Regions from separate parts of the Homo sapiens genome. Here region 1 is linked to region 2. Evidence: read pairs that join two places in POLR2A ChIA-PET (ENCODE). Cell type or tissue: Panc1. All regions are shown on one strand. Each heading gives the region's core, and the rest is flanking DNA. Links, peaks and the distances in the headings are about the cores only. Region 1 has its middle 690 kb from the start of TFAP2A-AS2. Region 2 has its middle 860 kb from the start of HULC.

The links. Peaks named below come from ENCODE experiments on the same cell type or tissue, not always from the same donor. Only the 100,000 strongest peaks of a DNase experiment are listed, where the experiment ranks them.
Region 1: POLR2A ChIA-PET joins it to region 2 with 9 read pairs; 1 of 35 experiments calls an interaction of 5 or more read pairs at or near these places.

The regions. Positions count from the first base shown.
Region 1 is chr6:9,708,373-9,713,767 of GRCh38, reverse strand. It overlaps the pseudogene OFCC1. Among named protein-coding and RNA genes, the nearest start is that of TFAP2A-AS2, 690 kb to the left of the region's middle. In Panc1, for the core only: no CTCF peak of the experiment used is centred there; no DNase peak of the experiment used is centred there; H3K27ac peaks cover 1,565 bases.
Region 2 is chr6:9,513,735-9,519,129 of GRCh38, reverse strand. No RefSeq gene overlaps it. Among named protein-coding and RNA genes, the nearest start is that of HULC, 860 kb to the right of the region's middle. In Panc1, for the core only: no CTCF peak of the experiment used is centred there; no DNase peak of the experiment used is centred there; H3K4me3 peaks cover 542 bases; H3K27ac peaks cover 3,543 bases.

The DNA.
Region 1 (5,395 bases), core at 310-5,309, 190 kb before region 2:
TGTTTCAAAAATACAAGCATAATATTCCTCCCCATCCCCAAGGGAAGAAAAATTCAGTCTGCTGATGGTGTTGGGACAATGTCCAAACTCCTTTATATGGCATAAACTGGCCAGGTCTCTTCCCAGTAGTTCCCACCTACCTCTCCAGCTTCACATTCTGGAACCATCTTCTCCTACTTGGACTTTCACCAGCCAGTTCCATTTATTTTCAGTTTTAGAGACAGGACTTTTTCTTCTGAAAGCTGCATAGTGTTGGAATGCCTTCCCAGTTTTCCTACCCATTTGTCTAATTCCTCTTTACCTTATAAAGCTCATAAGAGAAGTCTTCTCTGGCTAAGTTGGAGATAGGTCTATTCTATATGTTTTTTCATAGTATTCAGTACAACACTAAAGCACTTATCACTGGATTTTAGCTCTGTGTTTTATTTTTCTACACTCATCTGTCTCTACAAATGGATGAAAAATTCTGTGGGTGAGTGGGGGTGTTATTCAATGGTGGGAATCAAATGGTGGGAATTCACAGCTCATCTATATTAGCAATCTCTTGCTGCTGGAACAAATGACTACCAACTTGTGACTTAAAGCAACACACATTTGTTATTTTACAATTCTGGACATCAGAAGTCTGCAGTGTGTCCCATTGGGCTAAAGTCAAGGTGTCAGCAGGACTGCCTTCTTTCTGGAGCCTCCAGAGGATGCTCAGTTTCCTTGCCTTTTCCAGCCTCTAGAGTCTGTCTTCAGGCCTCAGATCATCTCCATGTTCAAAGACAACCAATTTGCACCATCCTTCTCACACTACCCTTTTTCTGGCTCTTTCTTGTGTTTTCACTCTGTCTCTTCTGCTTCCTTCTTCCATTTTTTTTTAAAGAACCTTTGTGATTACATTGGGCTTGGCTGAATATTCCAGAATGCTTTTCATATTTTAAGCCCAGCAGTTAGCAACTTTAATTCCATCTGCTACTTAATTTCCCTTTGCCATATAATTTCACATAATCACAGATTCCAGGAATTAAGGCACAGACTATATGGGGGCCATTATTCTGCCAACTTCACTATCATAAAGCCTGATATTCATTTACTGATAATCTGTTGAATAAGTTATACCCAATTCAACCGGCTTCTACAAAGGAAGAAATGCTTTCTTTACCTGGGTTCTAGATAAAGATGGCTCACTTTCAATCAGGCTAGAGTTTCTTGGTCATTGGGTTTCTTGCTAAAGTGATTCAGTAGCTGACTGATGAAGAGTCCTCACGAAAAAGCAGGCGACACTAGTTTAAAAATTCTTTGTTACCAGTAACTGTTACTTAGGCAAGTGACTTAACTTATTTAGGCTTTAGTTCAGCCTCCGGAGAAGGGAATGCTGAGGGAATATAATAAGGCCTTCTCCAACAGTGACATGATATGATGGATGCATGTTTCTTTGATATTTTCATGATAATGACTCCCTGAAAAGGTGACTATTAAGTCTTAGAAAGCCTCAGAAGTCACTGAGGATATCCATGCTCAAAAACTTGCTGATGAGTGGGATATGGTAGAAAAGAAAATAATAAGTACCTAAATAAAATAATTAGTTATAGATGATTATAATGAAAAAAGCACCTTAATTTTTTAAAAATGCTACAACCAGAGTATGTTTGGTTATGCCAAAAGAAAGGAATATGGAAATTTTTAGTGCCATCTATTGGTAGTGATTTTTAAATAAGAATTATTATGCATAATTGATGAGTGGTGGCTCTTTGTTTTATCCAAATTCCTAATTCCTAAGGATTCTTGTTAACTGTGGAAGAGAGTAGTTTAAGAATGCATTCTCTTTTTTATGCATTCTCTTTTATTTTTTCCAAAGCAATTTTGGTCTTTTTTTATTATGATTACATGGATGGATCATAGAAATCTTGTTTGATTTCAGGTCTTTATTAGGAGTGGGCATGGAAGGTGGATATATGTGTGTCATTTGAAATGTGGCTAAAGTTCAGAGAAATAGGTTTCATTTAATAGCTGAATACTGGATGACCTTACCATTCTTCTCACCCTCTGGCAGCTCACCCTGTGAGCAACAGAGGAGATGTCCGCATGAACTGAGAAGTAGCTGCTGGCCTCAATGTGATTTTGCAGTGATCTGTGTGCTCTATGGCTTCCTTCATAACCAACAAATCAATTCCCACTATACATATTACACACCCCAGTGGCAGAGGCCATTTATTATCCTTTTGATGGTCATACTCTTTGTACATAACCAAGAAAGATTACAGAGGAAGGCAAAGAACAGTTGCAATATGGATGAAGACATTCCACAATGACACTGCATTTTATCATGTGCCTTGCATATCTATAAGGATACAAAAGATGTTCTCTTTCAAGACAGTTTTGAAACATGGAAGCAAAATTCTTTTTAATGAAAAATATTTCAAGAATTATAAGTGAAGAGAAAGTTGTAGAGATAATTCTACAACAATTCTAAATTGTATACATTTAGATTTCAAGGGCAAATTTGAAATGATTAAAAGACTGTCATATTTTGTTTCTGTGTGGGCATTGTTAATAACACTATACTTGACTAGTTTTGCTCAATTAGCTTTTGATATAGCCTTTTATTTGGCATCATTCAGTATCAACTGATTGTTTTGTTAATTTCTAATTTGCAGTATATAAATTTCTAAACTCTCAATTATCGATTCAGGGATTTTCCTGATTCTTTGAATCCACATATATCTAATAATAGTTACCATTATTAGATAAATCAAAATCAAATCCTGACTTGTAGTGACTAGGTATAAAATAATTGAATATTTTGAATTAGAGCTAAGTGGTTCCTAATGAAATTTTAGTGTTATTTGTCCTAAATCAAAAGTCTGGTAAAAAAAAAAAAAAAAGCACATATATCTTAATGTGCATAGGAAACATTTTATTAGTAAAACTAATGGTAAAAGACTCACTTTATAGTGGGTTCTGTGCATACGCCACTTAAACTGCTTAGTCATTTATGTCAATGGATATGAAAAGAACAGTGGAAATTTCCAAAGGTCAAAGAAGCTACTGTCTTTTCTGTTTTGCATCATTTGAGACTTTCCAGGTTTTTTTTTTTTTTTTTTTTCAAACAACACAATGCCAAATCTGCATTTGATTTTCCCTTCCCTTTGAAGAGGCAAAACAATGACAGAGTAATTAACCGAGGAGGAGATCATGTACAGGGTATTTTGCTTTAGCAGTGTGGAAAGTTCTGCATTTCATTTCACATGGTGGTAAATGGAGTGAGGTATTCTGAAATCCCTTCTACAAGAGAGTTAGCCCCTGACTACGTTACTGTATATAAACCAAACTTTCTTGGGGTCTGTTTCCTGTTTAACTGTTCCTCATTTTTGTAATGGAAAAGAATGCTCAATGCAAAGACTGCATCTTGCTTTCCATTAGGTGAGGGGCTACACCTTCATGGAGAAACACACAGAAGAACAACAAAAAGGAATTGTCAGTATCAGGTTTGGTGCCTCACTAGTTCTGTGCAGACCAAAAGGCTGTAGTCATGGTCTGGAATGCTAAGAGGGAATAGTAGATTTACTTGTTGTTTTTTCTTTCTTTCTTTTTTCCCCACTGTTGTTTTCATGATTTATCCTCTCTTCCCATGTTATGTCATCACATTTGATAATCTTCGGAGAGCAATGAGCTTTTGTATGTAACATCTTTTGAATATGTCCATGAATTCCATTTCTGTGCTGTCCCCAGCACTGCTCTGACTTGCTGTGGTTTGTCATTAAGTCACTGAACTGCTTAGTCTGTTACTAGTTTCTCCTTTGGTAACATGTTTATTATTAGGACTATTTTTCATTGAGGAATCTACTATCTCATTCTGGAAAATCTTTCTAGAATAAAATTAGGCATACTAATCCAGGAATTTACAGTCTAGTTATTATAAAGATCAATTACTGGTTTAATAAAACACGTGGTATATACCCATGCGATTTACTGCTTTAATTAAATAACAAATATTTGCATATCCATATATACCTTTAAAAATAAAAGGAATCATATCATCATTTAGATAGGTTTTCTACATTTCTTGGGCTCAATGGAAGCCCAGACTAGTTCAAAGTAGGACTGGGAAATATTAGAAAAGGAGAAAGAAAGAGAAGCAACAGAGTATGTGTTCATTGTTTTGTGAATGTACCACAGTGATAATGTGGTTCAAATTGTTTGATATCTGACCCTGAGGTCTGGGTGCTATTACAAACTTCTTTTTCCAAGTGAGGAAACTAAGGCATAGAGAATAATTATATCCAGGCTGTCAGCTCCCAGAGATTTTAGTCGCAACACTGTGGTAACTCTGTTGTATGCTACCTCCACAAATTGTTTGGACTGAGTAGAAAATGCTTTCTGATTGTTCAGTAATTTTCAGATGGCCTCTTCATCTTTTCTCTTGCAAAAACTATAATTTTAGAAACTTTGACATCTCTTGTCCTTAATGCCAAATATAGAGAAGAGATCAGAGCTGAATCAGAATACTTTGTATGAGATCCTTTTATATTTTGTTTCAACCAAAAATATCAGTATTGTGTTATGGAATGAAAAAGTTCTTAAGTTTTGGATTTGTATTCATAGATTTTTAGTGGCATACTGATAATTTCAATTTTTAAAATGAAAATTGATCTTTAAAAAGTCACATGCAAATAATTTAATCTTCATGTAGAGAGATCATTGTGGGTAAGTGAGATAAGCAGGAATGTATTTTAGATTTTAAAGATAAAAAGTAAATTTACCATTTACAATAATTTATTTTCATGTTTATTATAAAAAACTGTTCAATTATGGTAAAATCCTCATAACATAAAACTTACCATCTTAGCCATTTTTAAGTTACAGTTCAGTGGTAAGTACATTCCCGTTGTTGTGCAACAAATCTGACTTTTTTTATCTTGAAAAACTGAAATTCTATACTATTAGCAACTCCTCATTTCCCCTCTCCTGCACACCTGCCAACCACGATTCTACTTTCTGTTTCTATGATTTTGACTATTTCAGATACCTCCTCCTGTAAGTAAAATCATAAGTATGTGTTCTTTTGTGACTGGCTTATCTTTCTTAGCACAGTGTCCACAGGGTTCATCCATGTAGCATCCATGTTGTAGAATTTCCTTCTTTGTTAAAGCTGAGTAATATCCCATTGTATGTATATATATATATATATATATATATATATATATATATATATATATACACCACATTTTGTTTATCCATTCATCGACCAATGGACATTTATATTGTTTTCACATCTTGGCTATTGTGAATAATGCTGTTATAATCATGGGTACACAAATATCACTTCTGGACCCTGCTTTCAATTCTTTTGGATATATATCCAAAGGTGGAATTGCTGAATCATATAGTCATTCTATTTTTAATTTTT
Region 2 (5,395 bases), core at 92-5,091:
AAATAGTTACTTTGAAAAGTCATCTATTTATTTGGTCACTTGCCTAATCGATTTTATGTAAAAACAGTTTGCCTAATGCCAAAAAATAGAAGCTACTTGCTTATGGCTTGAATATTTGGACATTGTTTTAACCCCATTTTATGTAGATATTTTGGTATTATATATATAAAACAGTCTTATGAGTCCTGCAAAATGGACTTAATGCCATGCTCAAAGTACCCTAGAGAAGATTCTAATGAAAAAATTGATGTCTCAATGCTTTTTCACCCTACTCCCTAAATGTTATTTCTTCGTTTCCTTATTCTTCAGCAGTTTTTATTTACATTTTTATTTTTTAATTGATCAAATAAAAGTTATATATATTTGTGGTATACAGGCGGTTTTGATATATACATGCACACATACACACACAAACACACACTCTGAAATGATTAAATAAAGTTTACATATTCATAAAGTTAAGTATGATGTCACATACTTATTTCTTTTTTTGGTGAGAACATTTAAAATCTACTGTCTCAGCAATTTTCAGGTATCAATACCTTGTTATTAACAGTAGTCACCATGCTGTACAATAGATCTCCAGAACTTAATCTTCCTATTTAACTGAAATTCTCTACCCTTTAACCAACATCTTCCCATTCCCTCCACTTCCCAGCCCCTCTGACAACCACTTTTCTACTCTGTTTGTATGAGTTCAACTTTTTTTGGTTCCACATATAAGTGAAATCATCTTCACCTCTTTACTTCTATTATAAGTCACATTTTATACAACAATCTCAGTCTGTATTAGGCTGAAGCCCAACTAGAACCTCCCAATTCTTTGCTAAAGTAGACAATGTAGCTGGCAGGGAAAGCCACCTATTCTAGGGGAATAACCTACAAACAATGTCAGTTTTAGATCTGACCATATCCTCCAATATTTGAAAGTGGCCTCCTGACAGTTCTGACAGTTTCAGCTATTGCAATTAGACCTGTTCTGATCAAAAGGGATTGTCCAGAATGTATTTATAAAATACGGATGGGGTTTAAACCCGTGTTATTCATCCAGTTAATCTAATTACTGCAGGGCATCTGTTTGGTGATCAGCTCATGCTTCCTTTGGGCAAGTTGAGGCATTAGAAAGATATGCTCTTGAACACTCCAAAGGTTTAGTATATTGTTCACTGAGTCATACTCTGCAGAGGGGTATGTGTTATTCAGATTAAATAGAAACTCTAGGTAAATGTAAATTATAATTATATGGATTGAAAAGCATGGGGATAACTCAAACCCCCTACTTATTCAGACAGATGTTAAAAATAGAATTTCGGAATACCTGGATACCTAGAGGAATTATTATTTAGAGCACATACTCAGATTTCATCTTCAGTAATTTTATCTTTGAATCACAAATCTAATTCCTTTTCTAATATAGCAGTACTTTTTTTCTTAATTCCACCTAATACTTGAGCTAAGAAAACATATTTTTATTGACTCTAATATTGGGAACCTTGAGGAAGAGCAGAAGTAGTAACACAGGACAACCTACCTTCTATAACCTAGTAGTTTTGGGGTTTTTTTAAAGCATTTTTCTATATTTGAAAATATAGAATTATATATTTCTATATTTGAAAATATAGAAATATATAATTTCTATATTTGAAAATATAGAAATTATATTTCAAATATAATATTTGAAATATCAAAATTCAAATTTAAGACTCAGGAGAGATCACCAGAAAGTGTGACTTTGAGTTGATAGTAATGTGAGCTCACTTAATCACTTACTCGCTCATTCATTCATTCAGTCACTCATTGAGTCTAACTCTGTGCCAGGCACTGTATACACCACTGTACACACCCTTGAGGTAGGCACAACGATGTCTGATGACTTAAAGCTCACTGCTGGGTGATTGGCAGGTGGAAAGAAGAAGGTGAAATAAAAATGGCAGCTGTACTCAGTTGACTTTCAGGCTTTACCTAGGACTAAAAAAGTTTATCAGAGGTCTTCTCTGGGAGGTCCTGAAAGGAAGTGAAATGTACAAAAAAGGCTGCCACTCCCTCTTTGCTGATGTAGCTACCTCCAGATTTTCAGTTCCATTTCAAGGGATTAAGACCACTCAATTATCACTTGCTTTACAGAACCAGGAAACATTAGTGTAGAAAAACTTGAGAAGTTACTCACTTAGATATGAATGGTGGAACAAGTGGGAAAAGGGAAAGCAAGAAGCAAATAATTCAGTTCTAATTGTTGCAGAAAGAAAGAGAGCGAGCGAATGGAGCCAAGTATTCATTCTGCCTCAGGTAATAAATGATGAAGAATGAAGAAAGATACCCCTCTGCTGCCGTCAATTCAGGACGCTGGTACAGGCACAGCATGGGCCCATGGAGAACACCTACACATCCAGCCCTACCTGAGCAGCAATTTCCTTCAGAAGTGCAGCTCTAGGTTTTGGTTTTATCTGAGGAATCACCTTCCTCCTCCTGCCAAGGAAGTAAAAAGTCCTCTGGAGTTATTAAATGATAAGTCAGAGCAATTCAAATAAAAGGTGATTAGCACCTCAAAGAACCTCACAAAAGCAATTTCTAGAGGTACTCTTTGCTGCAGAAGTCCTTTACACACCCAAATCCCTTGGCTCAAGGTCCCATCACGGCAGATTAGAGGTTGCTGGGTGGAGTGGAGCAAGTGTTCCTCTCGTTGGGATGGTTGGCTACGTCTCCCAGGAATGCTGACTCACAGGAGAAAGAGCAAGGGGAGGATCCAGCCTGCAACCTCAGCCCCCACAGGGTGTCCAGTTTACACAGCCCAGGGCCTGTCATTCAACAGGAGCCCGGGTTAAAACCAAAGCCTCACATTGGCAGCAAAGCAAGATACCAACCTCTCAAGTAAAATTTGCTGTGCGCTGCATCGGCCTCTATTTAAAGCTGATCAATCCTGGTAGGGCCCCTGTCACTATAAACTGCACTTCTCAGAGCTGTATTTTTAAGTAGGGAACTGCTTACAATAGCCATTTACAACTGTATGCTGTTTAATTAGCCAGCCTGGGCAGCGCTGCAGGCATAGATCACTTTGCTTTAAAGATTTCAGAATGTTAATAGTACAGTATATCATTTTAATTATTACTGGATTAATGTTGTGTCTCGAAGAACACCTAATGCAAATCATGAGGAATGGCCTGAAGTGACCCAAGGGTTGCGAGGTTTTGGAAAAGTAATAGTTCTGATGCTTAAATATAAGGACATTTTCTTTGTTCAAATGTCAGTCAGCATTCAGCAGCAGGGCTTTGTGGGGGCAAAGCTTTGTTTCGTTTATTAGTAGCAGTATTCTGCAGTTCAGGCTAAGAAAGGCCAAAGAGTTGGGTGAGAACTGCGAGTCTAGTGTGGTAGCCACCAGCCAGGCATGTGTGCTAAGAAGCGCTTGAATGTGAGTATTCTTCAGTGAGAAGTGCTGTCAGTGAAAAACACACACAGGATTGCAAAGACTTAGTACAAAACGAGGTGTAAAGTATCTTACTAATTTTTTTTATATTGGTTTCCTCTTTCAATGATAAAATTTAAGATATAAATGGTTAAATAAAAGCCATGATTAAAAAGTAGCCGGGTGTGGTGGTGCTCACCTGTAGTCCCAGCTACTAGGAGGTGTGAGGCTGAGGGGGGAAGATCACTTGAGACTGGGAGGTCAAGGCTGCAGTAAGCCATGAATGTGCCACTGCACTCCAGCCTGGGTGACAGAATGAGACCCTGGCTCAAAAAAATGAAAAAAAAAGTTAAAGATATGAAACATTAATTTCACCTTAATTTTTTAAAACTATTTTTAGTTTAGCTATTAGAAAATGTGTAATTACACGGATAGCTCAAACTAGTGACTCACATTTCATTTCATATGGCCAATGCTGGCCTACATTTCCAGGAAAAAAGAGAAAACTCAGGCCAACAATAAAAGTGCATTTAAAATTTCTTCTTTATTACCACTAGCTATATGGCAAGACGCTGTTAGTTTCATTTATACACACATACATGCACACACATATGTACATATGTGTATACATATGTGTAGGAGATACATATGTATATGTGAGATACATGTATGTATATATACATGTTTATACACACATACATGTGTATATATAATATGTATCTCATATATACATATATATCTATCTCTCCTATATCATATAGATGAGAAAGAGATATGTATCTTTTTTTAAAAACTTTTTTTAGTTTAGCTATTAGAAACTTTTTTTTGGCCAGGCGCAGTGGCTCATGCATGTAATCCCAGTACATGCGAGGCTCAGGCGGGCAGATCACTTAAGGTCAGGGTTCAAGACCAGCCTGGCCAACATGGTGAAACCCTGCCACTACTAAAAAATTACAAAAATTATCTGGGCATGGTGGCGTGTGCCTGTAATCCCAGCTACTTGGGAGACTGAGACAGGAGAATTGTTTAAACCCAGGAAGCAGAGGTTGCAGTGAGCTGAGATTGCACCACTGCACTCCAGCCTGGGCAACTGAGTGGTACTCCGTCTCAAAAAAAAAAAAGAAAGAAAGAGAGAAAGAAAGAGAGGAAGGAAGGAAGGAAGGCAAACTGCTAAATTCCATGGATATGGAGAACCAGTTAAAAGAAAACAACAAAAAAATATAAATTAGCAGGGTCTGCAAAGTTTGTGGAAAGTTAGAGAAGCACTAACTAAGCTTGTCAGGAAGCTATGGAGCTAACAAATTCCAAGGATGAACTAAAATCTCCTCCCAGAGCCTCACCTTTGCCACCATCATGCTGTTACTTGTTGGAAAAAGCTTCATTGTATCAACAGTGCTTCACAGCAAGTGTTATAAATGCTCTACAGCAAACCATGATTAAACCCATGAAGTATGTGCCCATGTAAGAAACACAGGAGAACATAGTTTTGACTCTACAACACTGAATGTCTAATTTTAAACAGATTTGAACACGCTCTTATGCCCTTCTCACCCCCTATTCCTGCACATTTGTTTGTCAAATGCCCACTTTCTTCGGTAATATAAGAGCCAAAAATTTAACAGGGGAAATGGTGTCAGGTTCACTCTAAAGGAGCTGAAATAAGTTATAAAGATGTCTCATTTGAACAAACTATTTTAAAGACATTTTTATGTCTTTGGCATTTCAAAATTCTCTATTAATATTTCCAAGAAATACTCATGCAGTCATCTGCTTTTGAAAGCTAGATTTCTTTTTATTTATTTATTTATTTATTTATTTAAATTATACTTTAAGTTTTAGGGTACATGTGCACAATGTGCAGGTTTGTTACGTATGTATACATATGCCATGTTGGTGTGCTGCACCCATTAACTCATCATTTACATTAGGTATATCTCTTAATGCTATCCCTCCCCCCTCCCCCCACCCCACAACAGGCCCTGGTGTGTGATGTTC